Regions from separate parts of the Mus musculus genome. Here regions 2, 3, 4, 5 and 6 are each linked to region 1. A link is a loop called in an ENCODE intact Hi-C map of the cell type or tissue named here. Cell type or tissue: left cerebral cortex. All regions are shown on one strand. Region 1 overlaps Stn1 (STN1, CST complex subunit). Region 2 overlaps Slk (STE20-like kinase). Region 3 has its middle 4.8 kb from the start of Cfap58. Region 4 holds the start of Sfr1 (SWI5 dependent recombination repair 1). Region 5 overlaps Slk (STE20-like kinase). Region 6 overlaps Cfap43 (cilia and flagella associated protein 43).

Region 1 (5,000 bases):
GACTTGTACAGTCAGAGGCTCCCCCAACCAGGACCAAAGATACCTAGTAGTCTAAATGACCGTTACAATATCTGTATAGCCAAAGGCTCCCCCAAGCTTTCATAACCAGGACCAGAGGTGGCTAATAGCCTAAATGACCTCTCCACTACCTCTATGAGCAGACCAGCTCTTCCCCTAGACCCTTAAGCTAATACATGTAGCCCATCTCCAGAACCCGTCTTCTTGGAAGAAATGACATGTGCCCTGAGTTGAGGTTCAATGTAATTATACCTTGTGCACCGGGGATTGTATTATACCTGGAAACTTCTTTTCCAAAATTACACTGGGTTTAAAGAATGCTGGCAGTAAACCCCCTGGCACCAGACTCCCCGAGGTTTGATCCAGGTTGATGATACCAAACTGAATTGAGTTTTCACTCTCACCTCTTCCTGGTTCGCTTCCCTGCCAGCTGTGACTGCCTGCAGGGTCCCCCTCACACAACTTACAGACAGTGGCAGAGCCATCCACCATGGTAGGCTCAGTTGCCCGGGCAGGGGCTGACCAACCAGTGTATATAAAACCTGTCACTTTTTTTTAAGTCTCTTTTAAATATTTTATTGGGGTGCATGTGTGCACGTGCCACGGCACGGATATGAATTAGGGAGCTGCTTCTTGCCGTCCATCTTGCTGCTTTCTGCTGCTGCACTGTGTGTTCCACGCTAGCTGGCCTGGCCCATGAGCTTCGTACCTGCCTCCCAGTTTGCTAGAGGGGTGCTAGGAACACAGGTGTGTGCCACTGAACCCAACTTTTCTGTGTGTTCCAAGGACCTGAACTCTGATAATCAGGCTTTCAGAGCAAGCACTGCCACCCACGGAGCCACTCCTTCCGAGGATGGAGTGTGGACCCCTTTCGTTTACTTTACGGGTGCCAGGCTATAAAGCGCTGCAGTCCCAATGTGCATCAATCTAAGAATGCGGCGGCTGAGGGGCCTGGGATTCAGTGTGGAGGAATGGCATTTTGGGACCATCCGTTCTGGCTGAGGCTCTCACAAAGCAGCAGACAGAGAGGCTGCCTATTGGTTTTGCTTTGTTGCGACAGTCTGTGGGCTGGAGAGGCACCTTGTTTTGGAAGCCTAAGGACCTGAGATTTCAAATCTCTGATACCCATGTAAAATCAGCCAGGCACGGCTGCAGGAGCGCCTGTAACCCCTGCACTGTGTGAATGTGGGGAGGGAGGGGTAGGCACAGGAGAACAGCTGGAGCACCTTGGCTGCCAGCCTTCCTCCATGCTCAGTGACAAGTCTGTCTTAAAAGAATAGGACAGGGGAAGAACTGAAGGAGCTGAAGGGGGTGGCAACCCCACAAGAAGAACAACAGTGTCAACTAACTGTATCTGGGACCCCTGGGGATTCCCAGAGACTAAACCACCAACCAGTGAGCATATATGAGCATACATGGCCTGGTCCATGGCCCCTGGCCTCAATGGGAGAGGATGTGTACAGGTAGAGACTGGGTGCCCCAGGGAAGGAGGGTTGCGGGGGGGAAAGGTAAGGTAGGGGGAGTGAGAGGGTGAGATGGGGAGCACTCGCTCAGAGGCAGGGGTGGGGTGGGGGGTGGGGGTGAAGAACTCTTGGAGGAGGGACCAGGAATGAGGGTAAGATTTGGAATATAAATAAATAAAGCAGTTTTTAGAAAGAGAGAGAGACAGAGACAGAGAGAGAAGGGCAGAAAGGGATAGAGGACATCTAAAGTCTTCCTTTCATTTCCATGCACATACACCAGGTACATATAACACACACACACATACACACACATACACACACACACATACCACACACACATACACACACACACACATACATACATACACATACACATACACACAGGAAGGGGGAGGGAAAAAGAAAGGTGAAATAGAGGGGTATGGGCAGGGGGAGAAAGAAAGCACATCTCATTGTGTTAACCCTGGCTGACCTCCTGCCTCGGCCTTCCCAGGGCTGGGGTTACAGGTCCATGCGACCATGCCTGCCTGTGCTGCTCCATCCCTGCTACGAATGAGCCAAACAGCATCCATTACTACCGTAACAGGACTGCTTTGGGGCTCGCTCTTTCCTTCCCTTTCCCTCCCTCCCTTCCTTCCTCCGTTCCTTCCTTCCTTCCTTCCTTCCTTCCTTCCTTTCTTTCTTTCTTGTCTGATTGTGGCACCCTATTGGTTCTGATCTCACTGGGTCCTAAACCACAGGGTAGATGACCTGGCCTCCCTCTACCTGTCTGTAGACCCAGCCTTTCCTTCTGGGTCTGAAAGGAGTGAAAGACTTCTCCAGAGAGAATAAAAATAGGAAGGGGACCCAGGGCTAACAACCCTTTCTGCTCCTAGGATCATGGTGACATAAGTATTTGTCATTGGCATATGTTTGCAAAAGCCAGGCTCTGGACGGTCACCTTGAAGACTCACAAGTTCATACAGACTCATGATAAGACGGATGCTTTCTTTGTAATTAGGGTGAATTGATATGCGAGTTATCAGACTAGATGTAGTTTGAGTGTCCAGCCACTAGGGGCCGACCTAACTCCACAAACCGGCACTATTTTTCTAAGCCATTTCATTTATAACTCAAGGGTTTCTTGAGATGACTGGATTTCGTTATTCATGAACTGTAATGTCTAAGAGCCGTCCTGCCTGAAACTGAAAAGCCTTGATGTTTGAGAAGAGAGTGAATGTTGACATTACATTCAGAGGCAGTGGTAAACATGGGCGACAAACCAGGGACCAGAAGCAGCGAGCGCATCTCAGAGCCGAGCGTGGTGGTTCACTTCAGTGTGCCCGAATCTCAGGGAGAGCTTGGTGGTTGGCCTCCAGCTTATCCCTACAGGACCGGACACCCCAGGGCTGTTTAAAGGAGCCCCACATGCTGACTCCTCTGCCCAGGCAACACGACATAGAGGAGAGGACAATGAGTCTCGGAGGACAGAAGCCCTGGCTGTCTCCCTCCTGAGTCAGGACAGAGCATCCTGATTCTGTCTAGGAGGGAAGGAACCCTGGGCGCACCGGCTCACCATCACAAAACACTTACGGTTTGGTTTCTGACAGTCTTCCTTAATGATGTGGTAGATCTTCTGCTGCAGGTCTTTGTCTTTGGTGGTTACCTAAAAGGAGAATCCAGAGAGGAAACGTGGTTTGAGAACACAGCAGTGTGTCACTCAGAACTCAAGACCAGCCTTCGAGGCGGTTCTACAAATCCCATAGCAACGACAAGCCTCCCCCATACGCCCTCCCTCAGTGATTCTGATGCGTGGTGGCCGCTGCAGCTCCGCTCTGCCCCTAAGGACACAGCTCTCTCAGGAGCTGGTTTGTTGGGGCCAGAAGGGAAAGCATAACTGGAACCCTGTGCCTTGAAGGGGCAACTGCCCTTTTCTACACTGTGGCCACTCAGACAGACACTCCTCTTCCTTGCCCAGTGTTTTTGAAGGAGCTCCCGCAGGTTCAAAGTTTCCTCCCTGTCCCAGCCTTCTTCCTCTCGGTCCCCTTCTTGTCTTATATTTCTTTAGTTCCTCTTCTTCTAAGCACAAGGAAGAATTAAAGAAGAAATGGGCATGGGGAAGCCAGCAAGCTAGAGAATCCAGCTTATCTACAGAAACGCTCTCTGCTCTTGTAGGCACACCCACAACCATGTTTCTCAACTAGCAGCAGGCTTCACCCTCAGCTACAGGCAGTAAATTTAATAACACTAGAGAAGAGAGAGGGGAGAAGAGGGAAGGGAAGAGGGAAGAGAGGCAGAGAGGGGGGGAGGGAGAGGAAGCAAAAGAAAAAGAAGGTGAGGGAGGGAGGGAGGAAGAGAAGAAAGGGGAAGAGGGAAGGAAGGAAGGAGTGTGTAAAAGGAGAGAAGAAAGAGGAAGGAGGAAGAGCCAAGTCTAAGCATGGGAACACAGCTGAAGAACTGGGTACAGGAAACAGCCATGGCCGCCCGTGAGACCTGATGACTTCGGACTCACAAGATTAGTGTGAAGGTCAACCATGGGTGCAAACAGAGCTCTGGGCTCTGCTGTAACTATGTCCCCAGCAGGGCTTCAGGAGAAAGGAAAGCCACAAATCAGGGATGAGTGGAAGGGAGGGGTCAGCCACAGAAGGGGCCGTGGGATCTATTCCTGTTTGACTACCCCTTCCAGCTCAGGGTGATTCATTCACAAGAGGAAGTGCCCAACCCTGCCACACCTCGCCCTGGGCAGCTGCAGTTGCCCTGGCTGCTTCCCAGGGAGGGTTGCTCTCTACAGACAGACCCTCACAGAAGCCAACCCAGAACAGAAGGAGGCACAAATCTCTAAGAGGGCTCCAGCTGAACTTAGTGTGACAATGGCCGCCATGTCCTGCTTGGCCCCTCCCATCCCGGGATGAGTGGACAGCACTGTGTTATACTGGCTTACCTCTCAACACTGTGGAAAACCCCTCCTACTTAAATAAATAAAACCTGGGCCTCTCCACAGAGGAAATGACCTGCTAAGTAGACCTCTAGCGAGTCTGCAAGCAGGCAGGCCCAGCAGCCTGTCTCCAGAGCTCTCATCTTATTCTGAAGCCACTTCTCCGCTCTGGACACGAGTGGTCCTCTCTCAGCTTACTGCCTCCAACATCAAAGGCATGCAGCAAGAGGCAGACTTCTACCTTGAAAAGATGGAGGCAAGCAAGCAGCCGTCCCGTTCCTCAGAAGGGAGGCTGGCAAGCAAGGCCTTCAGGGAGGCAGACTGGAGTTACCTGAAAGCTTTAACTAAAGTGTCCTTTGCTCCGGGCGCTCTCCTGCGTGAGCCGTCCTTGGAAATACCAACACAGATTCACACAGAGAGCCACACAGATCGAGTCAGGAAACACTATTTGTGACAGCAAAAGTCGTACAACCGTAGTGTCCGTCCGTCCGTCACAAAGGAATGGCTAGAAAGTTCTGGTAAATACTCCTGGTCAGAAAGAGTGAGGCAGACTCGCAGGTGCCGGGACACACGGGCACAGGGACAGACGGTGGCACTGCAGGCTG
Region 2 (5,000 bases), 120 kb after region 1:
TTTATAATAAGTATTTCTATATTCAAAATTGTACAATGCTTGAATAGATTGCATTGTTTTACAGAGTAAGAAGCGACAATATGACCAAGAAATTGAGAATTTAGAGAAGCAGCAGAAACAGACAATTGAACGGCTAGAACAAGAGCACACTAACCGCCTGAGAGACGAAGCCAAGCGCATCAAAGGAGAGCAGGAGAAGGAGCTGTCCAAGTTCCAGAATGTGCTGAAAAACCGCAAGAAGGAGGTAAGTGAGCCGCTGCTGGGAACCAGCACAGCCGCTTTTAAAATGCAAATTGCAGACTGAGGCATTAGGAACAATGGGGGACAGAACACTGCTCATTTATTTGTTCCTTTGTTCTGTCTTCCAAACAATGATAGGCTGGCAGTTAGTGAAGTCAGATATTACCTTCATTTTGCTGCCAAGAAAACGGGAATAAAAGAGGTTTCAGTGCCTGTCTCACTTAACTTTGAACTAAGTCTTCAAATACAGACCAAGCTGTATTGCATTCTGCCATCCCCTCTTAGTAATGCAATATTTAGGGCCTTCTTCAGAAATACGTTTTCAAGAGAACTTAACCTCTGGTATTTATTAGTAGCAGTCAGAATTATCATGTACAATTTACTCGACATTTGAATTTTTCTCCATTAGGTTTATTGATTTTTTTTAAAGACATTTTTGCCAAGCAAAAACTGAATAGCTTGATATTCAAAATAGCATCTCTTATTATACCTTTGGGAAAAAATTATGCAATTATAAAATGGTTTGACTTTCCTGAGCTACTTCCATGTTGTGTAGCTGATTATTATCAGCTAGTAAAGAGGTTTTCCATGTATTGTCCATTTGTTCCTAGATTAAAATAAAATACAGGCAAGCAATTTTCAGAAACAATTTTATGATTTGTTTTACATCTTCAGTGCAGGTGAAGGATTTCCATTTTGGGGATATAAATACCCCAGGGGAAAATGACTATGGTCAGTTCTATTAGGGTTGGAAGACAATAACCAAGCTAGGAAATGCATTTTTACTTCTGTTACATGTCCCAGTTACTAAGATTTTAGCCTCTGACTTTAGCATTTGATTAAGAAGAAAACTGGACAGCGTGTTATTAACTCTTAAGGATATAGTGAGGTGGAACTGAGCATTAACAGCAAAGCAAGGACTTGATGCTTTCCTTAGGTCAAATGTTGGTTGCATGCAGCTTTATTTGTGGTAGTTAGCATTTCTAAAAGGTTGGTTTTATTGTTGTAATGTTTTATACAGAGTTGCTTCATATACAATGATAAAAATCTTTGTTAATTGAAAAAAAATCCTGGGTTATTTGTTGAGAGGCTAATCTTTGTATCACATTAAAGGATTTAATTCTAGATGAATACGTCTGTAGTTACTGTTATTATTTTGATTTTTGGATGTTCACTAGTTATGAGATGGTGTTGTGTTTATACTGAATAATCTTATTGTGTATTTTTACCTTATTGCTAAACTTCTTGCAATTTGGGAGTCTTTTGCTTTGATTGGTGATTTGGTTTCATGAAGAATTACTGTTGGGAACTTTATGGATACTGTTAAATCAAAATCAGTCTCTTTCTTTGCCAGTGGCATGTGGTGATTTGGAATCTGGGCTCTTTTGGTGCTTTGACTTGTAAACACATGCTTGTTTTTCAGAGCTGGACTATAGAGCTTTTGGTGGGTGAAATTCACATTTAGGCTTTTGAAAAAAAGAAGGAATTAAAAAAATGCTTCATTTTAAAATATATTTGGTTTAGTGTAACAAATCATAGCTTACTAAACTTTAAGATTCCTTGTTACTGCTTTTAAAGCTGACCAGCTTGGCTTCAGTTTTCACCAAAGAGAATGTTATCTAATCCTACAAAAAGTAGTCAGCTATATGCATTGTGTCATACCATGTATGAAATGGTATATTTTATGGAAAAATCTTAATGTCCATTGATTTGAAGTCCCACTTGCTTCTTCCCTTCCCTTTCCTACCCTGTTGTCATGAAGTGGATCATTTAGAACTCTACCTTTGGTATTGTCAAGTCAGTGGTAAAGTTTGCACTTTATAAATGACATTAGCTTTCCATGTGCTTAGTCCTAAACATCTGGATAGGTACGTCTGTAATTTCTGAGTCTATCGCTGTCCTCTCAGCCATAGTGCTGTGAGCGCTGCTTCTCTGGTGAATACACGAGGGCACAGTCAAGCAAGTGTGCTGTCCTGCCTCTTTCTGCACCGAGATTAAGCATGCTCTGTAGTTTTGCTCTTTCCCACCAACTAATGCTTCTGCTGATGCATGGTGAAAGGAATCTTTTTAACAGCTTTAGTCTTGATCTGTAGCTTTCTGCTCACACGCACACGCTTTCTGTGGAGGAAGTGTCATTCCCCACCGCCCGCGTGCTTGTGTACTGTAGGTTATGAATGAAGTGGAGAAAGCCCCCAGAGAGCTGAGGAGGGAGCTCACGAAGCGCAGGAAAGAGGAGCTTGCGCAGAGCCAGCACGCTCAGGTAACAGCAGCAGCTGCAGGCCACTCAACCAGAGAGCAGCCTTTCTCCTTCCTGCCTTAGCAAACCATGGGTGAAAGAGGAGATTTTAGCTGTAATCACCATTTAGTGTTGAGCTTTCCCCCGTCTGTTGATACCCAGCATCTTTTTTTTTTTTTCTTAAGTATGTTGAATTTATACTTGGTGACCTTTAAATTGCTAATATGAATAACTGAAATGTTTAGAAAGTTGATTACATAAAAGAAATGAATGCCTTAGGGTAATGCCTACTGTTTGCTGATTTTATCATGATGGAAGCGCTTGGGTCTAAGTAGTGGTTGCAGTGCTTGCTAGAAGACCTTTAGGAGAGAAGTGGAGGGTAATATATAACCCTGTGCTTAGAAAAAGAATGACTGGGAAGGCGAGATGGCTCAGCGGTCAGGCAAGAGCACTGACCGGTTTTCTGAAGGTCCTGAGTTCAATTCCCAGCAACCACATAGTGGCTCACAACCACCCGTAATGAGATCTGACGCCCTCTTCTGACGACTTCTGAAGTCAGCTACATCGTACTTATGAATAATAATAAATCTTTGGGCCGGAGCAGAGTTGACCAGAGCAAGCAGGGCCTACCAGAGCGAGCAGAGGTCCTAAAATTCAATTCCCAACAACCACATGAAGGCTCACAATCATCTGTATAGCTGCAGTGTACTTACAAACATAAAATAAATAAATCTTTTTTAAAATAAAAAGAAAAGAAAAAGAATGACTATTTGAAAACCATTTAGAATAAAAATGGTAAATTTTATTATTAAATGGTAGATCAAACATTGTTGCTTTTTAAAAGATCAACAACATAATCAACTTTAAAAACATTTTTAGTATATTTATTTTTGGTTTAGAATCTAACAGTTACGTAAACAGCATATTTTTTCTTTTTACAAGATGGATGAATTAACCAAATAAATGTTTTAACAAAATTTCCATGTTACCTCAATATATTATTGTCTTAATGTGGTTTTATGTGATAACAAATGATTTTTAAATTTTTGGACTTTGTAGGATCCTAGAAAGAAATACATAAGTATCAAAAATCCATTAGGAACCATGTCATAGACTGGTACTAAAGTGTGAGTGACGTGTGTGTGTGTGTGTGTGTGTGTGTGTGTGTGTGTGTGTGTATGCACGTGCATTTGCAGTAAAGATATTTTAAAACTACTGTTTGCCTATTGTCATTTCAGAGCTGATAATATTTTAATTCTGTGGGAAAAAGGGGAACTATGATTGTAGAATTTACAATTTTAATAAACTCAGGTGAATATAACTACTGTTTTTCTAGCTATAAGCCATTGAGGCACTTGTTCTTGTCCTGGAGCGGGATGACTAATTGAAGGAAATGGTGACAGACATAGGGTTTGCCATGTACCTAACACTTTTCTGATGCTGCAGTCTCACGTGAGCATCACTCTGTCTTAGAGGTGAGGAAGAAGCCCTGGGAGGTGGGATGACCCGTCACACACTGACATGTCTGGCAAGTGGTAAAACCAGGATTCCTGTGCAGACAACCTCAGCTCCAGGTTTATACAGTGGATCGCCACATAGCACACAGGCTTGCCACGTGCTTAGCCATCTGCTTTTGTGTTTATTACTGGGTGTTTTTTGTAAACAAAGTGAAAAGGAAGTCCTTGCTGGCTACACATATACTTCTGGTTAGTTTAGATTTCAAGCTAGATAAATAAGAGCAATATAGTTTTGCTTTAAAAAGGACAAAAAGATGGTTTTAGTTCTATCAATGGTAAGAGTTGAGAATTTATTGTTGAGTGAATTGAGTAATCCTATATTTTAATTTTAGCTTACCTTTTTAATGACTTCATGTAATTTAGGGAGCAGGTTTATATTTTCTCATGAAAGATAAAGTAGTTGGTATATTCTTTCTGTAAATTTAAGGGTTTAGAATGTAGCATTTCAAATGTATTTATTTCTTTGATAAATGTATTAAAACCTGGTAATTTTGCAGTCTGTTTTAGACTTTTAGAGTTGTTAAATCATGGCTGTACAGCCACAGAGCTGGTCCATATTTGACACCCAGACCCCAGGTTTTTCACTTCTCATAGGAACGTTTTCTCAAAGGTAAGGGCCGCTTCCCTGTGGACTAAAGAGAAGGATTTTTTTCTTTTCCTTGTCACACCCTTCTTCTCCCCCTTTTCTTCTCTCTTCCTCTCTCCTTCCCTCCCTTTGTTTCTTTCCTATTTCTTTAATTTGTGTTTTTTTTAAGAGGATAACATTTTTTAAGAGTTGTCATATGGAGCCTCAGCAGGTGCTGTACCCACTCAAGTGGCTTGTAAGCCTAAGAACACCACTTTAACCTGATTTATAAGCATCTATCTACCTACCTACCTACCTACCTACCATCCGTCTACATATCTATCATTTATCTATTATCTCTCCTAGCTATCGTCTATCTATTAATTATGTATCTATCTCTATCATCTATCTTTCTGTCTTTCAGTCAGTCATCTATGTGGAC
Region 3 (5,000 bases), 430 kb after region 1:
ACTTTGTAGTTTTCTTTTTCCTTCTCCCCCAAGTATGTCTTTCACAGCCTCTCCTGGCCGTGGCATGCCCAGTTTCAGGCTCCAGCAGTATTTGGCTGACAACTCGTGACCCTAGATACAGATTCCTAGGAAAATATAATAAAATCAGCCCTGGGAGGCAGGCTGAGCAGGTGAGAGTATCTGGCTTTGTGGAGAACCCCCTGCACTTCTTGGTAGAAGTTACTTGTCTAAAGGAGCCGGTGGGTGGGGCAGACTCTAATGGCCTGCAGGACTTCCACGACCCACTGAAGAGTGAGTGCCCGTGGCTTGCTATTGCTTTGCCTCTCGGGCTGGAAAGCTGCAAGCTAGAGAGTCTGCTCTTCTGAAGGTTCATTTTCTTGTCTCACTGGACGTCTCTGATGAGGACAGCACTCTCCATGATAAATACTGCCAGTTGCTGCTGTGCTATGAACATAGCTGAGCCGTCCGTCCATCCGTCCAGTCTGTCCGTCCGTCCGTGGAGGGTGCTGTTAAGAGGCTGTTGAATTCAGGTTTAATCGAAGAGCTCTGCAGAGGGATTACAGCCTGTGCCCACATTTGAGCTATCCCGCAGAACAAATAGGTGTATTCACCACTGTCACTGGTCCTAGAGTTTGTGGCAACTTCTCTGCTATTCTCCGACAGCTCTCTACCATTCACCCCTACCCTACTATTTGTGTGTGTGTGTGTGTGTGTGTGTGTGTGTGTGCTCGCACACATGTATAGAGTCCATGGAGGTCAGAGGCACCAGATCCCCTGGAGCTGTAGCTATAGGTGGTTGTGCTTCTCCTGATCTGGGTGCTGGGAACCAAGCTTGGTCTTCCCAGAGAGCACGTGGTCTTAAGCACTGAGCCACCTCCGGAGTCTAAGATCCCGCCCTTTTTGCAGGAGGCCTTTTGCAGCTGTCTTGGCATGTGTCCATGCTATTGCCTGTAGTTTGGATTTCTTCTATTCCTCCCACCCCCCTGTCTCTGTCCTTATTCTTTAAGTTCGACCTCCGTTCCTATTCCCGTGGCATCCTTGTCTTTCATATTTGAGAAGTCATTCTGTAGCCATTCACTCGATACTTACTTACTCTGCAGTGTTCTGATGTTTGCTTACTCTGCAGCGTTGCTGGATACATTGTTTGCTAGAGCTACATGCCTCACACACTAGTCAGCTGGGAATTGGTTCTGTCCTCTAAGAGACCAAGGAGCCCATATATCAGGCTGCCTGAAAACCAGGAATTTATTTCTTCATAATACTGGGGATTAGTAGTCTAAAATGAAGGTGTCAGCAAGTTTGCTGTCTTAAGTGGACTTTCTTGGCTTTCCTGTATCTGTGCTTGCTCCTGCTTGTATGACCAGATTGCTTCACAACCTTAAGGGCCCCACCTTTAAATATAATCTCGTTCTGAGCTATGAGGGGTTAGAGTGTCAACATATCATCCGGGGTGTGTGTGGTGTTTGTGACAAATCAGGCCCAACACAACTGAGTACAAGCCTAAGCAAGGCTTATATGATGATTGTTGGTTTTTTGCCGTTCAACTGCCTTGCGAGGAGGATAGGGATTAACCATGTACATGATCAGATCATCTGTTCCCATTATGAGATAGTCTACGAAGTAGAACACAGGGGATGGGAATTCTTGCCAGGGAGGCATTGACTGCGGGTGTGAGATCTGAAGGTAGGATGTGTTGGAACACGCTAGCTTGGGATGGGGGTGGTCCCAGATTCTAGGCAGAAAATGCTGAGGGTTCCACACTTCACATCTTCAAGGAACTAAGGTCAAAGGTCCAAGGCACACAGGGCCCTGCACCCTGGTGTTCTCATTCCATGCCTACCTTTGACTGTTCTGAAGAGTCTTTTGGGAGGGAAGGCAGCCCACACCATTTTTATTTTTGGGTTCAATTGGGGAAACTTGAGCTCCTTTTGTATTTTTCTCTCTCATCATATGTAGTATAGGGCTGGGCACATAGTAGGTGTTCGGGAAATAAGTGTGCACAGGAGGAGTGGGATTAGTACAATGCTCTCTTGGGTGCTGGTCCTCCAGGCTGTGAAAGGTGAGGACTCTCTGTAGTACGATGCCATCTAGTGTTCTCTGTGTTACTGCAACACTCGGGGGAACAGAGTGACTCTAGTTCTCAGGTCAGAAAATGGGGAATCAGTTTGTTCTATCATAAACTGAATTGTTACATCCATTCATCTATCCATTATCCATTTCCCCACCCACACTGATGTTGGTCTGGAGCTCGTCTGTGATCTGAACACAGCACACGTCTTTCTACTGCGTGGGGATCCCTGACTGCCCACTTTGGGATCTTTGTTTTTCCCAGATCATAAATCATGTTGTCAGAATAACTGTGTCTACAGCCTGTGAGTCCCTACTGTTCTTTCTGTGAGTGGGGCATGCCTGAAATCAGGACTTTAAAGAAAATTCTACTCATAATCCCAAGAAAAATTTACATGTCCCTTGGTATATAAGTGTAAAAATTAGGTTACATGTCAAACATTTACTGACAATGAGTCAAAAAGAAATTCACTTAAAATATTTCTGAGGTGTGCTTTTAGTTTTACCATATTTTAAAGGCAAAAGCAAAGTTGCATGCTGGTGGTTTTTTATATTTAGCTAATTTTGACTAACATTTAGTACTGGGAAGGATCTAAAATACCTTCAGTGTTTGTCAGAGTTGATTGATATTCTGGTCTTATTAATCACCAATACTAAGAATGCTACCAAACATACATTTGAAGTTTTAAAAATGCCAAAATTTTGTTATAAGCCACTTAGAAAATTGCTGGCAATTCTGTCCTAATCTCAAGTCAAAATTTACTTAATAATTTAAAAAATGAAACTCAGGCCGGGTGTGGTGGCACATGCCTTTAATCCCAGAACTTGGGAGGCAGAGAGAGGTGGATTCCTGAGTTTGAGGCCAGTCTGGTCTACAAAGTGAGTTCCAGGACAGCCAGGGCTACACAGAGAAACCCTGTCTTGAAAAACAAAAACAAAACAAAACAAAACAAAACAAACAAACAAACAAACAAACAAAAAATGAAACTCAAATAGCAATTTTAAAAACCAGATCTTCTAACACAAAGAGACACTATTGTGATACATGCTGAGAAATGCTGGCAGGGAAATATTAAAAATTACTCAATAATTATATTATTATGCTTCTTTAAGAATAGAAAACCTTGTGGCCAGGTGGGGGTGGGGGTGGGGGTGGGGGTGGGGTGAATGCCTTTCATTCCAGTTCTCAAGGCAGAGGCAAGTGTTTGGAGGCCAGCCAGGTTTACAGAATGAGTTTCAGGACAGCCAGAAATTCACAGAGAAAACCTGCCACCAAAAACAAACAAACAAACAAACAAACAAACCAAACAAAGCACACTAAAAACAAAACAAAAGAGACTAGAAACCTTCCATGTACAGTAGAAACCCTGCTATAACGGATACTAATTTTGAGTATGAGTTAATGTGCCTGAAATGGAATCTTCAGCATTCTTTGGAAAGTCATGGGTGTTGTTGTTTTGCTGGGGCAAACACATGAAGGAATGTTTAGCTGAAGCAGACACAGGTGAAAGGATGTTCTGCTAAAGTAAGCACGTGAAAGGACATGTGTTGAAGGAGTCTTTGCTAATGACACGCATGTGTTGGTCTGCCCACATTGCGTAGTTGAGCTCCATTTGCTGGAATTCTATAGAGAGAAACGCACCAAGAACTTCTGGTGGTGTGCTGCAGTTTCTTGCCACTTCCGAGGATCGGGCTGATTGCAGAGTGATGCCAGCTGAGACAGAAGTGTGTGCTGATGCAAGATCCCAGGAGAACACGTAATGTTTGGAGGATATAAATAGGACTCTACCAACAGTGATGGAGGCTGAGCTAGGCTTGCGATGCTTGTTGGTCTCTTGTCTTCGCTGATCTTTGATTCACCGAGAGAGGTACAGCTAAGAACTTCTTTTGGCATTCCTCCTGGTCCCTCCTGCTGAGGCTGAGGCCAGGTTGTTTGTGCTAGGTCACGCCACCTCTGCTGATTCATGTTTGCTATCCCAACTCTACTGAACTGGACTGCTGTCATATCCCTGAAGCGTTCGCAAATGGATCAAGCTGCCACTGCTAACCTGTGAACTAAACTGCCGATTTCCAGACAACACAGACAAGAGTTGCTTCAAAGGACCTTTCTAAACAGGTCCAATTCCTCTGTATCCTTTCTTTCCCAATACCTCTGGTGGGTGGTGGACGACAAGGGAGGTTAAAACATTTAAGAACCATCATTAAAAAAAATAGGTTTTGAAAACATTAAATTCTCAGGTGCCTCATGCTATGTTGTAGGAGCCATTCCGGACTTCCTGGTCAGCAGGATGGAAGTCTGTTCCAGGTAGTAAACAAGCCCATGTTTGGCGGATGGCCCGCCCTTAATCCCTGATTGGCTGAGCAAGCCTGCCTGGTGAGGTGATGTGACCTGTGGTGATTGGTGGGGGCGTGGTTGTGGCTGGAGTGGAAAAAAGCACTTGTAACTAGAGAGGCTGGGGGATTTAAAATAAGTAGCTGCCTGAGTAAACTACATTAAGAAGAACCGGTGGTTGCGTCTTTCTTGCTGGTCGAGTGGGACACGACACAATGTGTTTTCACACTTCACTAATGCGATGGCGTGTATGGGTCTGGCTCATTCAGAACCAATGTGCAGCGAAGTCGCGTGAAACAACCTAGGTAAACATTGTCAGAGGCAGCTCAGCCTGTTCCATGTTTGGCTGTGTTCATTTGGAAACCTTTTACAGCTGTTTCAGACGTGCGCTTTTCATACCGTGCTTCCATTAAGAGATCTGTCTCTTTTCCAGTGCCATGCAGATGGGTTTGAGAACTGCATGCAAGCAGGTAAACTTGGTGAGGCCTGTAGGATAAACTGATGGAGAAAGAGCAAACAGACAAGTAAATAAAAGGGGTGAACCAAAAGTTAGGACTACGGTTCTGTGAAAAAAAAAAAAAAAAAGACAGCAGTCCTCAGT
Region 4 (5,000 bases), 220 kb after region 1:
CAGAGGTCTGTAAGATGCCACTGGCAAGAGAAACCTAGACAAGAGCTTTTGAAGGTGTTTTTCCATTTGCATACAGTAAGAAAATGTCCGGGTAAATAGTTAGGAACACCTACTGAATTCTTTTTGTGCTGTAAATCAACTTTATCATGTGGGTTTTATTTAATTCTTCACCTAAATGGTTTATACTCATAAGTTTACAATCTTAAGGGGAAAAAAAATCCTTTGGATACTAGCTATGTCTTCATGAGACAAAGTTTCTGTCAATATAGAAAAGTCTATGAAATAAATTATCCTAAGTTCATGCTAGGATATAAAAACTGCGAAAGCTGCAAGGTTAGAAGAAAAAGAAATCGACTGAACATTTCAACTGTGCTTAAAATACCTTTATGGTTGCACAGGGAAAAAGAGAGAGGCAGGGAGCGTGGGGGAGGGAGAGGGAGAAAGACTATATAATATTGTTTTCTTACACTTAAAAGTGAATAATAAACCAAACCTTCATAAAGATTCCTAGGTCCGTGTCATCACCCATCAACAGTTTGAATGGAAGACACATTTTACCACTCCCTGGTGAATAATAATGGAGTCAACGGTAGCCTTGGGAATCGAAGAAACTGAAAAACACAGAGAAAGTCTGACTTCGGATGAAATTAATTACTATTATCCCTGAATCCTAGGACAAGTCTCCCATTGTTCTCTGTGGTAGGGTAAGGAGTCTTTGTTCCCTGGCTCACAAGGAAGCACTTTTAACTACTTGAAAATTTCATACGAAAATAAAAATGTCCTCTGTGACAAATACCAAACTCTTTGTAGGCAAATAGATTTCAGGTCACTAAAGACATGAAAATATTTCTCTAAAGACACATGGAAACTATAATGGTTACTTTTAGTCCCCGTCGCCCACCCTAAAGCTAACGGTCGAACCCAGGGCCTCATGAATGGCAGGTAAGCATCCTATCACAGAGCTGTGTCTCCATTTGTGTAGGGGCAATTTATACATATTCCAGATCTTTTGCATTAAATTGAGTATGGGAAGTAAAATACAAACATATGGGAAGACCATTGACACAGCACACAGAAGAGAGAATGGCCAACAGACACACATTTCCGAGCTAACAGGTTTTCCTGAGAGCTAGTTCAGAGGTCCTTGGAAAGCTTGGCCAGTCTTATTTTAATACATCAGTTTCATATAAAAACAAGTCAGAACATTTGCAAGGCAAGATGTTGTTTTCCTTTATGTAGTCAGTAAAAGCATAGCTCTAAGATTAGGCTGTAATAACAAAAGAATTTGGGAGCAGCTGATTTTAGACTTATAAAAACAACTCACCCTTACGCCTCAAGGCATCCTGAATATGAAGTGTGCTTTGTGCTTCAAGTGTCAGGGCAGGTAAGTCTGCCCTTTTTTGTAATGAGAGAACTCATAGGAAGGAAAAAATGAGAAGAAATGATTTCACAGACTGATCTGTGAGTTGGTGAGTAACACTTGTACCATAAAAATCATGCATTCTACTGCCTTCCCCTTAATCTCAGCACTCGGGAGACAGAGGCAGGAGGATTTCTGTGAATTCCAGACCAGTCTGGGCTACAAAGCAAGGTCCAGAACAACCAGGGGAGTTACAGAGGAACCCTGTCTTAAAAAACCATCAAACAAAACAACCTCCTGTCCCCAAGTAATGAATTCTGTTCTTGCTGTTTCTTAAACATTTAGGAGTGGAACATTAATTTATTAATGGTCACATGTGAAGGCTTGACGTTTTCTGGTATTTATGGCTTAAGTTGTGTGGACTTTTAGCTATCATAGCACTCTTTTAAAAATCCGTGCTTTTGGGAAAGGTAAGGGATAAAAGCTTGTGAGACATTGCTTTAAGTCAATTAGGGAATGACGAATATGCTTGACTAAATGTTCCTTTGGTGTTTTGCATGATTCTAGCTGCCTCTCATACATTATCATTGAATTTCCCTGTCTCTAGGAGGTGAATATTGTTCTCATTTACCAAGCCATCGAACTGAGGTCCACGGCCACACTACACTCCATTGCACAAAACAAAAACAAACCAAAGAAGAAACCGTGGTGCCAGGACTCTAATCTAGGCAATTGCAACATCTGCAGATCTAATCACCTCATTAAGTTCCTTTAGGTTCTGTATTTATTAACTGACCGCCTAGGAGTCTAATCAGTTCTTTCGGGTTACTTTAAAGCCACTATTAGCAGATATTCGGAAAGAGAGCTGTCCCTTATTACAAACTTCCCAGTGACTCACAAGTTAGCTCAACTTCTCTACACCCACGGCTCCACCCAAGCTAGTTCATTTTGCTGTTGCATAGCAACAGAACATCCTGAACACTAGAAGGCCGTGCAGCCTCCCAGAGTCTAGCAAGGGGCCTCCTGGGGGCCCCCAGAGCCTAGCAAGGGGGCATCCCGGGAGTCGAGCCAGGGTCTAGCAAGGGGCCTCCCGGGGGCCCCCCAGAGTCTAGCAAGGGGCACCCCCAGGAGTCGAGCCAGGGTCTAGCAAGGGGCCTCGGGGGGGGGGGGGCAGGATCAAGCAAGGGGTTTAGTTCTCAAATATCTGAATTCTAGTCCGAACCTGTCGGATCGACCGCGCCCCGCTTCCTGTTCTGCGCCATAATACACTTCCTTAGGTTATTTTTTTCTCAGATTTGACCAAAACATGTGAAGCCAAGCAGAGGTGGGCACAGACCAAAATAAGGGGGCGAGTCCGCAAGGCAGGCTGGGGATGCCCTCTACTGTTTATGCAGAGACACCCACATAGACTCCGAGCCAGCAGGGAGCCGAGCGGGCCCCGCGGTTTCCGGCCCTGCCACGTCTGAGGAAAAGCCTTTGCGGTGGGGAAAGCCGAGCCTGCCAGGGGGCGAGCGCTGCCAGAGGGCGGTGCTCTCGGGCGCGCCACCCTGACGATACCCACCCCGCCCCCAACCCCACCAGGGAAGCTGCTCGGGAAGGCAGCTGGCACCGCAACTCCCAAAGGCAGTGGCGAGCGGAAGCGCGCCCCCCTCAGGCCCCTCCAAGGGCCTAACATCGTTTTTTCCATGGACGCCACCCCACGGCTGGCGGCCGCGCGCGCGTAGCCGAGCCCTGGAGCGCGCCGGCCAGCCCTGCCAATCACGAGCCGCGCCCGCCTCCCGCCAGGCCCCGCTCCGCCCCGTGGCCCAGGCCCGCGGCCCGCCGCGCACGCGCAGTCGGAGCTGTACGGAGCACATCCGCCTGCTCCGGCCAAGCTAGCCAATCGTACGTCTCTTCTCCGGTGAGGCTCCGCCCCCGGGGCGAGGTCAGTGGGCTGCGGGCGCTCCGCTGGCTGTGTGTACGGTGTGTCGCCGCTGTGAGCATGGCTGAGGAAGGTACTGAGCTTTCTCCCTGGGGTTGGCCTGAGCGGCAGGCCTGCGGGTGTCTGGGTATCTGACGGAGAAGCTCTCTCCGGCGTCGCGGGAGCTCGGCCTCCTGCTCTGTGGGATAGAGGGCTTTCTGTGGCGAGGGAGGCGGAGGAGTGGAGGAGGAGGGCTACGGGGTTGCTGAAGAGAAGGGAGCTGGGGGGAGCGCGCTTTCTGTGGTGGGGGGACGGGGTGGGGAAAGGGGGAGCTGAGTGGGGTGCGGGGACGGGGGGAGGGCTTTCTGTGGTGAGGAGGGAGGGGAAAGGGGGAGGGAGAGTGGGCGGGGCTTTGTGGAGAAGATGGACGGGGCTGGGGAGGAGGGCGGAGTCTTTGACCATAGTAAACCCAAAGGGGCAGATGCTGCTTTCTGACACCTCGGGACTCGTTCTTGGTTCTAGGCGCAAAGCTTTTAAGAGTCAAGATTCAGGCTGTATTGCTTTTATTTACGAAATTATAACAAAAATTAAAGTTCTTGACTAGTTATAGTTCCCCTTCCTGAAACGCAAATTTTTGGGGGTGTTTTGAAGGGAAAAAAAGAAAGACAGTGAGATACTAGCTGGTTTATTTGTCGTGAAAGAAACAGGACTTGGTTACTTCCCCATGTGGAGAGGTAAATGGAAAATATGAGAAGAATTAGAATAAATTATAGCTACATGTAATTGGAAGAAATGGCTGACTATTTTTGGTGTTTAGTTCACTGAAGAAAATTTTGTTCAGAAAAATTGAGGTCTGTTTTGAGATAATTTGATTATCATTCGCGTCTTTTCTTTTTGATAAGGAAATCAGGAGTTCACTTCCAAGATGGAAAACTCATCAGATTCAGCATCGACTTCACCTGATGCTCCTCAGCCCAGTGAGAATCCACCATCACCACCGACTTCACCTGCCGCTCCTCAGACCAGTGAGAATCCACCATCACCACCGACTTCACCTGCCGTTCCTCAGACCAGGGAGAATCCACCATCACCACCGACTTCACCTGCCGCTCCTCAGCCCAGGGAGAATCCACCATCACCACCGACTTCACCTGCCGCTCCTCAGCCCAGGGAGAATCCACCATCACCCCCGACTTCACCTGCCGCTCCTCAGCCCAGGGAGAATCCACCATCACCCCATTCGAATAGTTCAGGAAAACAAGTATGGATATCTGTGTTGTCCTCTATCCCCCACCCCCATCTGTTCTGTTCCAGAGTATTCTGATAGTGCCAGTTTTAAGGCTACTGGAGTGTGAATTAATATGTAGCTCATACCTTTCTAACTGCCAAGATTTTCTTCTTGAATCGGTTCATTTTGTTTAATTTCTTATGAGGTTACTGCGATGCTCCAAACCAAGGAAACTTGAATCTGTACAGTATTTCTTAGGGGGAAGTCTTTGGTAGCAGGTCTTCTCCTTAGTTTATAGTTCTGAAGCATTTCTAGTATTATCAGGCAAATACTAGCTGCCAGTGGCAGGCGAAGTGTCTCAGTCCTATTTTAGTTAACCTTGCTAAAGTAAGACTATAGGTAGCCTCTGGATATTAGAGACATTGGTGATGCTCGCATGAGATTTGTGGAAACAGAAAGCCATCCATTGTACCTATCGTAGAAGCATATAGCCTTTATTTTTAATAGATTGA
Region 5 (5,000 bases), 110 kb after region 1:
ATAGGTACATACACATAGGATAATTAAAAATAATTTAAAATAAGCCTGCTTTTTTCAGAATTTATTTATTGAATGATAGACAATATATTTGGTTACTTAACATTGTAGTAGTTAATTGAAAGATGAAGGTAATGAGATATTTCAGTAATAAGATCTTTAAAATGTATAGATAATATTACAGTGATTGCACAATGTATACTTGCTAATTTTAAAAAAGAAAGGATATTAAAAATTGTTATTTATAAAAAATGGGCATAACTGGGTGTAGTAAAACATGCCTACCAGCTTTTAAAGGTAGATACAGGGGCATTGCAGATTTGAGTCTAGTCTGGACTCAGATCTGAGTCTAGCCCAGACTGTAGGGAAACCTGACTCAAAAACAGAAAAGAAGAAAAAAGGAAAGGTGTGTGTGTGTGGGGGGGCATACTTCTATACCATTTTCTCCTTGTGAATTCTGAGAAGAGCGTCTCTTCCGACCAGTAGCTGACGACAAGGAGTCCTTCATGTTTGGCATGGTACTGCTTCTATAGCCTAGATGAACCAGTGGCTTTCCATTTGTGTGTTCTTGCTAAGTGCCGAAAGCTGGTGTCATCACCAACACTTTTCCTTTGTGTGCAGATCCTCATTGAATTCTGTGCAGGGGGAGCAGTGGATGCTGTGATGCTTGGTAAATATCTCGGTTTTCTGTTTGATTCTTAAATTGTTCTCGAATTTCAACTGTGTGTACATAAATGTAATTTTAGAATTCAGTACAGTAAGAAATCAACTTAATTATATTTTAGATAAATGTAATCATGTGATGTTGAAAGTCTGTGACGGGAAAGTAATTTTTGTAGATATTTAGCTCTTTTAAAATAAATGACTTCATCTTTGAAAGATCACAGTGGAGGGATGCGCTGAGAAATACTTAATTATATAAACATTTATTTTACTTTCTCCTTATAGAACTTGAGAGACCATTAACTGAATCCCAAATCCAAGTAGTCTGCAAGCAGACATTAGAGGCATTGAATTACTTACATGACAATAAAATCATCCACCGAGATCTAAAAGCTGGCAATATTCTCTTTACCTTAGATGGAGACATTAAATTAGGTAAGTTATTTCAACATTTGAATCTGCGCTCTGAGATTGACAGTGGAATGGATGACTTGCTGCTGTTTGGCCTACCCAGACATGTAAACCAGGGAGAAGGACTGCCAGCTGTCCTGTAAGCAATGCAGTGGTTAAGCATTTGCCAGTCCTTAGCGTCCCTAAGTCTATGCATCTAATGACACCTAGAAAGAAAGTAAAAGAGGGCGTGTTCTGTTCAGAAGCATGGATTTGTAAAACACTAGTCAAGATTTCCTCCTGTACGTTTTTTGAGTATAGATTGAACACTTGTAAATGCTTTATATTTGGAACATAATATAATGCTAGACTAAAATTATCTTTATGACAACATACCTAATATGTTTTTGTTCCACTTGTTCTACCCAGAGCCTTATATTTCTTTTTTTTTAAAAATAAAGTGGCTTTTTTATTTCTTTTTAAAAAAAATGATTTATGTATTTATTTTATGTATATGAGTACACCGTTGCTCTCTTCAGACACACCAGAAAAGGGCGTTAGACCCCATTGCAAATGGTTGTGAATCACCATGTGGTTGCTGGGAATTGAACTCAGGACCTCCAGCACCCAAGCCTTGTATTTCTTAAGCAATTGCTCTATCACTAACACCCCATGCCGTTCTTATTTTATTTTATGGTATACACATTAAACCAACACATAACCTTAGGTTTGAAAGTAAAATAAGTGTAAGGATTAGCATTTAATTTTGTCTTTCATATCAAAGGAATAAATGGTGAATGTCATTTATTAGTTATAGATTAGATACAGAATTAGATGTAGATTTTTAGTCAGGATAGCTAAGTTCACACGTGGACATGCAAGGAGAAGATAGAGCCTTTTAAGAAGTTTTTCTAAACTGGACAATTTCAAGCAGTGCTGTCCAAATTTTTTTTTGGAAAAAGTAAAATTATTCAGAAGCCATGTTGATATTGGTTCCAGTGATTCTACCCATCTCATTCTACATTGTCACAGCGTGCAGTTGGACATGGGAGGTGCTAAATTTTATCCTTGTTGTGCCATAAAGAGATACAGAAATCCACGAGGAAAGCTATGTAAGGTTTTAGACAGGAGCCTTGGTGAAGCTTGAGTCATGACTTAGGTGCAGACATTAGACCGGGCCAGTCCCCACCCCAGGTCTTTCATGTGCTCATCTGACCTCAGCCCCCACCCCACCCTTTCCACATTTGTGATGACTCCCATCACCACTCATTTGTTTCTTTATGGGCTCAGTTATCCCTTTTTTATCCCCAAGAGTTTGAATTTGCTCATATAAATTTTGACTTTCTTTTGACATCTCTGTAAATTACATATTTCTTCTCTATTCCTCTCTTTACATAGTAGCATGCATTCTCATCGAGTTAGCATTGTTCCAACTAAGAGAGTAATATTTGATTGTTTGAAGGACAAAAAAGGAAACAAAGAAAGATTATCACAGTGGTTTGTGACTTCTCCAAAGTCCACAGCATGTACACAGATACACTGTGTACACGTGGGTTTAAATTCCCAGTGACTGGATGGTTAGGAGCATGTTTCTTAAAAGACTCCTTGAGGAGGCAGGAGTGAAATCTAAACGCTGGGTCTGGCCACTAGATGGAGGCTCCCCTTCAGCCGCGTTTGCTGATCCTGTGGTGATTTCAGTTCCTGTCTGTTTCCTTCAGGTAGTGAGTTCGTGGATAAGGCAAAGGCTTTTGAGGGGCTTGATGCGTCTCGAGTTTGATAGAACAAGTTGTTTTGTGCTGCATTATAAGCAGGTGTCAGGTACATTTCTGCTAGGACTCTTTTCTCACTACTGGGTCCTGAGTCCAGGTCTCACATGTGCCAGGAAAGCGCCTACCAAGACGGGCACCCCAAGCTTATTTGTCCTCAATACCCAGATTTTTTTTCTTTAAAAGAGGCTTCAAAATGAATTATATCATTTTTCGTCTATTATTTTTGATAAATTTATAATTAGTTAATTCATTCTTCATTACTGTAAGTTAACAGTTTTATAAGAAGAGGTTCTCTTTAGTTGTGTACTTGGGACAAAAGCAGAAAAATGTTTTATTTAGTTTTAAAGATAATTAGTTGGTTCTGAGTTCTAAGGTTAAAAGGTAGGCTGGACCTCTGATGAAATTACCATGGCACTGTTCTTTATAACTTAAATCAGAAACAGTAAAGCTCCCCATGTGTTCTTTGTAATATCATTAAGGGTTTTTATTTTTTATCTTTGTTTGTTTATTTATTTATTTTTAGATAATCTTACTCTGTAGTCTAGAGTAACTCTAAACTCCTGGTCTTGCTGCCTGAGCCTCTGACGCACTGTGATCACAGGTGTGCACCGCTACGCTCATCTTTTGTAGTGTGGTTTTATGATGCCTTTGCTGTCAGAAAGGCTGCTTTGGTATAATTTCTGTTTTTTTCACACTACAGGAAAGTATCTTCACTGATTTAACTGTTGCATGCAACATTTGGCATTTGTTTTGAAGTACATAATTGTTTTAATTTAGAGTGACAGTTTTTTCAATTCAATTCTGAGAAATTTATCATCGCTGTTATTTGTTATTTGAGTGTGTGTAGGTGGTTTTCAGTATATCTATGAAGGGAAATTTAGCAATCTTTTGGAAAGATGCGAGAAAGAAGATGGTTAGGATTAGAGTGGTCAAGATAGCTCAGTGGGTAAAGTGTCTGTTGTGGTATATGAGGTCCTGATGTTGGACCCTAAGAACCCATGGAAAAGCTGGGCGTGGTGATGGATGCTTATAGCCCATGTGCTGGGTGCTGGAGACAGGAGGAATCCTAGTGCTCCCTGGCCAGGCTGGGTTTGCCAAAATGGTGAGCTCCAAGCTCATTAAGAAGGAATGGTTTCAAAAGTAGGATGAGGAGGACTAGGGGAGAAGACACCGGACGTTGACCTCTGGCCTCTGTGAGCATGTATGTACACACTCTACATGCATAAACGAGCACATATGTGCTCTGCACAATACACACCAAAATTAAAAAAAGAATTAGACTGGCAGAGAAGTTCTTTGTTTTTACCTTTCAGTAAGGGAGGCCTCACTGAAGACTTGACCTGCTCCCCTTTACCCCATTGAATACAGTTCATCATACTTAAGCTGTCATTAACATTATTGTATGATTATTTATTTCAAGCGGATTTTGGAGTATCAGCTAAAAATACCAGGACAATTCAAAGGAGGGATTCATTTATTGGCACACCATATTGGTAGGTACTCATTTTTATGAATTTATACTGTTAGTTGTGTCTGCAGTAATTACTTTGTCCACACATAGTCATTATCCTGACTATAGTTTAATGACTATTATTTAAACATCTTAACTTTCATTTTCCTTTCTTTATAGGATGGCTCCTGAAGTAGTCATGTGTGAGACATCAAAGGACAGACCTTATGACTACAAAGCTGATGTTTGGTCCCTGGGTATTACTTTAATAGAAATGGCTGAGATAGAGCCACCTCATCATGAGTTAAATCCAATGCGCGTGCTGCTGAAAATTGCAAAATCTGAGCCCCCAACATTAGCACAGCCATCAAAATGGTGAGCTAATTTAAAAGAAGTTTTGTTTTTTTAAAGATTTGTTTATTATATGTAAGTTCACTTAGCTGTCTTCAGACACACCAGAAGAGGGCATCAGATCTCATTACAGATAGCTGTGAGCCACCATGTAGTTGCTGGGATTTGAACTCTGGACCTTCAGAAGAGCAGTCAGTACTCTTAACCACTGAGCCATCTCTCCAGCCTTTAAAGAAAGTTTTTAAAGAACCAAAACATGATGTTCTGTTCTTTTAGTTTGCTAAGGGTCTTTAAGTTTGGGGATGTGGCGCAAAGACTGTCAGTGAGGAAACTGATGTGGGTCTGTTTCTAGGACTTGAGGACCTGGGGAGATTGCTCAG
Region 6 (5,000 bases), 290 kb after region 1:
GTGTGTGAGTGTGTGTGTGAGCATGTGTGTGAGTGTGTATGCATGTGAGTGTGTGTATGTGTGAGTGTGTGTGAATGTGTGTGTGTGAGTGTGTGTGAATGTGTGAGTGTGTGTGAATGTGTGAGTGTGTGTGAATGTGTGTGTGTGCATGTGAGTGTGAGTATGTGAGTGTGTGTACATGTGAGTATGAGTGAGTGCGTGTGTGTGTGTGTGTGTGTGTGTGTGTGTGTGTGTGTGTGTGCCTCTCTGTCTCTATGTGGTTCTTATTCTCTTTCTATGGCTCTTTTTCTTCTATTTGTTCATTTTGCCTATTCTGCTTTCTTTTTGTCTTTATCTTACTTTATTATTATTCTTTAGATGGCTGTTTGCTTTTCTAACTGGAGTCAGAAAGGGAGTGGACTCTGATGGGGGGTGGGGCTGGGGGAGGTGGGGAAGTTCTTAGAGGAGTTGGGGGTGGGGAAACTGTAATGAGAATATATTTGAAAAAGTCGATTTTCAATAAAAGAAAAAGAGAGAGAAATGATTGTAAAGAAAAATGAAATCATGACATCTTTAAGAAAATGGCTGGCACTGGAAAGTGTCATAGTAAATTAAATAGGCCAGACTCACAAAGACAAAATCTGCATTGTTTGCTTAACTGTCTGTTTTTTCTTTTTCTTTTCTTTTCTTTCCTTTTTTTTTTTCTTTTGTTTTGTTGCTGTTGTTTCTTGAGACACTTTTCTCTGTGTAGCCCTGGCTGTCCTGGAACTCACCATGTAGACCAGGCTGGCCTTGAACTCAGTGATCCACCTGTCTCTGCCTCCCAGGGGAGCAAAAAAGTGAGGCTAATGAACTGTGAAAGCAGAAACCGTATCTTGTATCTTGTGAGGCAGCAAAAGGGGAAACAGGAGCATGAGAGTGGAGGGGAGAGAGGCAAGCTAAGCACGGAGATGGGCAGATGGGCGAGAGCTTAGCAGGGGTGGGGAGGGGCGGGAGAGGAGGGAGCCAGGAGACCCAGACCAGGACCAGAGCAGAGCATGGGGGAGAGGGGAGGGAAGGGAGCATGGGGTGGGGCAGGGGTGGAGCAAGGGGCCCGGGAGAGGTGGGGTGGGGAGGGTGGGGGAGGGTGGAGTGGGGTGGTGGTGGTGGATGAGAACAAAGCATGAAAATGGCCCAGGAAACTCATCACTCTGTATAATAATGTTCAAAATAGTAGAAGAATCTTTGAGAATCTTGGGATAATTTTTATGTTCATCAATGTACTGCTTGAGAAAAAAGATGAACTGTGTATATAATGGAATATTGTGCCACCACCATCTAGAAGAAGGACGAGACTCCTCTCTAACGCGAATGTTGAGCATTCTCCGGTGCGGCTGGCGAGCCAGCTCAATTGATAAAGTTCTTTTCCTTCAAGCATGAGAACCTGAGTTTGAGCCCCGGAATGTGCCTAAAAAAAAAAAAAATCCACAGTGGCATGTGTACTGGGGAACTGGAGATCGCTGGCCCTCGCTGGCCAACCCGCCTAGCCCAACTGGCGAGTTCCAGATCCAGTGAGAGACACTCCCCCAAACAAAACAAAACACCCCCAAACCAAGGTGGATGGCATCCTAGGAAACACACACACCCAAGGTTGACCTCTGACCTTCACATGCTTCAGTGCACCCGCATACAAGAGCACACTTGCCAGCCTGCTCTCAGTATTTGAAGACCGTGAAAGTGAACACAAATCCTGGTCATTTTGTTTACTTGTGCATAAGACCGTCTTTGAAAAGGGAGATTGGAAGTTGGTAATTGGCTGCTCCTGGGAGGGAACTGTGTGAGAGGGACTTTCCCCACTACCTGCCTTCTTACTCTTTTTTTTTTTGAATGCTGACAGAGTGAATGTTCCAAATGTGTAGTACTGAAAAGCAAGGGTGTTTCACTTGCGCCCCCTACAGGCAGGTCTGATGATAGCGTGGCTAGTGCAGATGATGCTTACGTCACTATCTTCACTGGTGACTGGGAGAGGAAGGCCTGGTGGATCATCTGAGGGGACTCCACATCAAGGATGTTCAGAAAGTAGACATAGCCATCCACCGTCCCCACGGCAGCTGTCGGCGAGGAAGGGGAGCACGCCAGAGCTGTTGCCTGTTTAAGAAAAAAACCCCAGAGAATGAAGGCTGCTCCATATACAAGAAGCCTGCCGGGCTGGAGCATAGAATTTTTGAAAAGACCGAAAGCTTTGTTTGGGTCGCTATTTCTGTACAGAAAGTCAACATCCCTGAATCTGACCAACTGCTTAAGCAGTTGATAATTGGGGAAGCATCCTCTGTAAGAGCTATAGTGAGCTTCTCTAAGTAGCAGTAGCCAAGGGAGCCTTATGCCATCTTACAGGTGACATCAAGCGATGCTGTGGCAGTGTGGGCATCTGGCCGTGGTGATGCTGGGTTGGTCTCTCTGGGAGCCCTGCCTCAAGTGTTCACAGGGAACTACTTACAGCAGAGGCAGAGACATTTGGGCCCCAGCATCACTGGGTCTTTCCAACGATCATTTCCCTGTAGCGCAGTGGGATCTACCATAAAGAAATGGTTCTCTAAGCACAGGCTGGACCACACCCATGTTTCAGACCTGGTTTGGAGCTCAGTGAAGGCTGGCCAAGACCTTCAGTCAGTGGCTGTATCTGGCCTTGTCCAGGAGGAACAGGTTAAGTCCTGGTTATACAACCCCCCCCCCCCGGGGTTTTGTTAGATACTTGCTTCTTGTTTTCAAACAGAGACCTGATCTCTGATGGGTCTGATGGTGTGTAATGCCCCTTTAGTTCTAGAAATTCTAATAGAAATTGTTACTTTTCAGGGAGGGGACTTGTAATTGCAACTTGCAATATTATATGACATGGTACTTGCTTAGTGTCATGTTTTATGTAATTGGTATTTGGTATTAAGTATTTTATAATTGAGATTTTTAATTTGTAGGAGGGAAGGACTGGAACTTCCCTACCTTCTAAGATGCAAAGGAAGAAGAAATTCAGCACTATTACTATTCAGGTCTTTATATTTTTTTATATTATCTTATGCAAAATGTATTGTGGATTCTGCAGAGGCAATGGCATATTGAGAAAGATATCGTGGGTGTTTGTCCTTCTATGAAAGCCTTGGATACCCACAGAGAAGCCCCTGTCCCATTATTCCTAGGGCTCAGAGGGATGAATGAGACCCCTCTTTCGGGGCTGAGCTTTTGTTGGGTAGCATTGACTGTGCTCTTATTCATGGGGAGTACTCCCTGGAGAGATACTCTTTGAGGCCTCTGGTTCCCTACGCCCCGGCGCAGTGATGTGAGCTTGGCACCGTGGCATGTGGGTGTGACTAAATCGGGGCTTCTTAAACTCTACCTTTGTATGTGAAACAGCACAGCAGGGAGGAGTTCCAAAGACCACTGGATGTGAACACTGAAAGGCAAGTGGAGGCAGAATAGATATTTTAAGCATGGATTTATGGGACACACTTACTTGAGTCTTCAGGAAAATCCTGCTTGTACAATTGCAGTCTTCTAGTGATACAGTGGAAACTTCCCCAGAACTAGTGAGTGTCTGTAGGAGGAAAACAGATACACCGAACAAGTACTTGCTGAGCAGCTAGTATGTTCACCTGGGGGTCAGTTAAAAGCTACACTGTTTCTATAGGTTATTGTCATTTATAAATTCAACAGTGACTCTTATTTTCTGAAGGATTACATTGTGGTAGGATTAATTGTGCTAGGGTTACAGGCACAGACTATCATACCTGGGTGCCTTCTGTGTTTTTAAAAACAATTATCTTCAGCACTTAGGAGGCAGAGGACAAGGATCACTGTGAGTTTGAAGCCAGCCTGGTCTATATGCTGAGTTCCCTGCCCGTCAGGGCTACAAAGTATAGATATATTCAGTGGGTAAAGGCACTTGCTACCACGCCTGATGACCTGAATTTGATCCAGGGATCCACATGGTAGATGAAGAGAACCAAGTCCCCCAAGTTAACACCTCTTCCTCCCCCTTTCCCCCTCCCCTCCCCCTCTCCCCCCTCCTCTCCCTCCCCCCTCACACAATAAATGCATAATAAATAATAAAGATGTAAAAAATAGCCAGGCAGTGGTAGCACATGCCTTTAATCCCAGCATTTGGGAGGCAGAGAGAGATCTTCGTGAGTTTAAGGTCAGCCTGGTCTACAGAGCAAGTTCCAGGACAGCCAGAGCTACACAGAGGAAACCCTGTCTCAAAAAACAAACAAACAAAAAACAAAAACAAAAAAACAACCCAAACCAAAACCAAACAACCAAAAACTAAGAAATAAAACGAATTACCTTGAATAGGATTTAGATACTATAGTAACTAGGTTAGGAACAGTGAGATGGGAGACTAGATGTACGGCTCAGTGGTTCAATGAGAACTGTCTGCTCTTCTGGAGGAGTAAGACTTGGTTGCCAATGTTCACAGGGCAGTTTCCAACACTCTGCAGCCCAGTTCCAAGGGATCTGATATATTCTTTGGTTTCTGCGTGTACCAGGCACATAGGCGTGCACAGCCACACATGCAGAAAACACACACACACACACACACACACACACACACACACACACACACACACACACACACACACACAAACACTCCCCCACAGTCATACTTCAAAGAAAAAGCCCCTAGAAGTTTAATGGGATTATCGCCTAATGATGATGATGAAGCCTAGAAACAGCAAGCTATATATTGCTGTTTTAAAATCATTTTACTTTTAGAATATTTTAGGACTATAGAGGTTCTGAGCAGAAAGTACAGTAGACCCCCTCCCCTCACTCCACCTCCCACAGCGCTCCACTGTTAGCAGCTGCATCAGACCTGGACATGGGCTTCAGCATCTAAGTCCACACTGATACAGCTACTGGTTAAATCTATATTTTACATCGGGGCTCCTTCAATCTTTGTGTTGCTCGTTCTGAGAGTTTTGATGAGTTTGTAATGACTCCCATGGACAGTTTCTCTGCCTTAGAAACCTCCTCTCGTCTGTTCCTGCCTC

The links. Hi-C counts contacts between places; a loop is a spot of excess contacts. Peaks named below come from ENCODE experiments on the same cell type or tissue, not always from the same donor. Only the 100,000 strongest peaks of a DNase experiment are listed, where the experiment ranks them.
Region 2: a loop joins it to region 1, with 4 times the contacts of the local background. A loop is called at or near these places in 14 of 42 quality-filtered maps.
Region 3: a loop joins it to region 1, with 3 times the contacts of the local background. A loop is called at or near these places in 6 of 42 quality-filtered maps.
Region 4: a loop joins it to region 1, with 9 times the contacts of the local background. A loop is called at or near these places in 17 of 42 quality-filtered maps.
Region 5: it touches region 1 in a loop (5-fold over the local background); 14 of 42 quality-filtered maps call a loop at or near these places.
Region 6: it touches region 1 in a loop (3-fold over the local background); 11 of 42 quality-filtered maps call a loop at or near these places.

What each region holds. Positions count from the first base shown.
Region 1 is chr19:47,504,753-47,509,752 of GRCm38, forward strand. Stn1 (STN1, CST complex subunit) reads right to left here. Exons shown (of 10, transcript NM_175360.3): 9 at 3,054-3,126. Among named protein-coding and RNA genes, the nearest start is that of Gm19557, 5.7 kb to the right of the region's middle. In left cerebral cortex, a CTCF peak has its summit at 2,530 (motif pointing right); DNase peaks (open chromatin) are centred at 2,571, 3,190 and 3,557; H3K4me3 peaks cover 1,662 bases; H3K27ac peaks cover 1,242 bases.
Region 2 is chr19:47,625,241-47,630,240 of GRCm38, forward strand. Slk (STE20-like kinase) reads left to right here. Exons shown (of 18, transcript NM_001164639.1): 12 at 65-244. Among named protein-coding and RNA genes, the nearest start is that of Gm16068, 21 kb to the left of the region's middle. In left cerebral cortex, no CTCF peak of the experiment used is centred here; a DNase peak (open chromatin) is centred at 2,375; H3K27ac peaks cover 489 bases.
Region 3 is chr19:47,930,366-47,935,365 of GRCm38, forward strand. No RefSeq gene overlaps it. Among named protein-coding and RNA genes, the nearest start is that of Cfap58, 4.8 kb to the right of the region's middle. In left cerebral cortex, a CTCF peak has its summit at 2,089 (motif pointing left); a DNase peak (open chromatin) is centred at 2,077.
Region 4 is chr19:47,728,468-47,733,467 of GRCm38, forward strand. It overlaps Sfr1 (SWI5 dependent recombination repair 1), which reads left to right and starts at 3,289. Exons shown (of 4, transcript NM_026377.2): 1 at 3,289-3,354; 2 at 4,163-4,521. The coding sequence starts at 3,342. In left cerebral cortex, CTCF peaks have their summits at 3,007, 3,913 and 4,116; DNase peaks (open chromatin) are centred at 2,313, 3,159 and 3,681; H3K4me3 peaks cover 1,986 bases; H3K27ac peaks cover 1,146 bases.
Region 5 is chr19:47,610,957-47,615,956 of GRCm38, forward strand. Slk (STE20-like kinase) reads left to right here. Exons shown (of 18, transcript NM_001164639.1): 3 at 619-667; 4 at 946-1,095; 5 at 4,240-4,312; 6 at 4,450-4,644. Among named protein-coding and RNA genes, the nearest start is that of Gm16068, 6.2 kb to the left of the region's middle. In left cerebral cortex, a CTCF peak has its summit at 2,703 (motif pointing right); no DNase peak of the experiment used is centred here.
Region 6 is chr19:47,793,646-47,798,645 of GRCm38, forward strand. It overlaps Cfap43 (cilia and flagella associated protein 43), which reads right to left. Exons shown (of 38, transcript NM_027559.2): 10 at 3,464-3,544; 11 at 1,958-2,106. Among named protein-coding and RNA genes, the nearest start is that of Mir8090, 41 kb to the left of the region's middle. In left cerebral cortex, a CTCF peak has its summit at 1,923 (motif pointing left); a DNase peak (open chromatin) is centred at 1,925.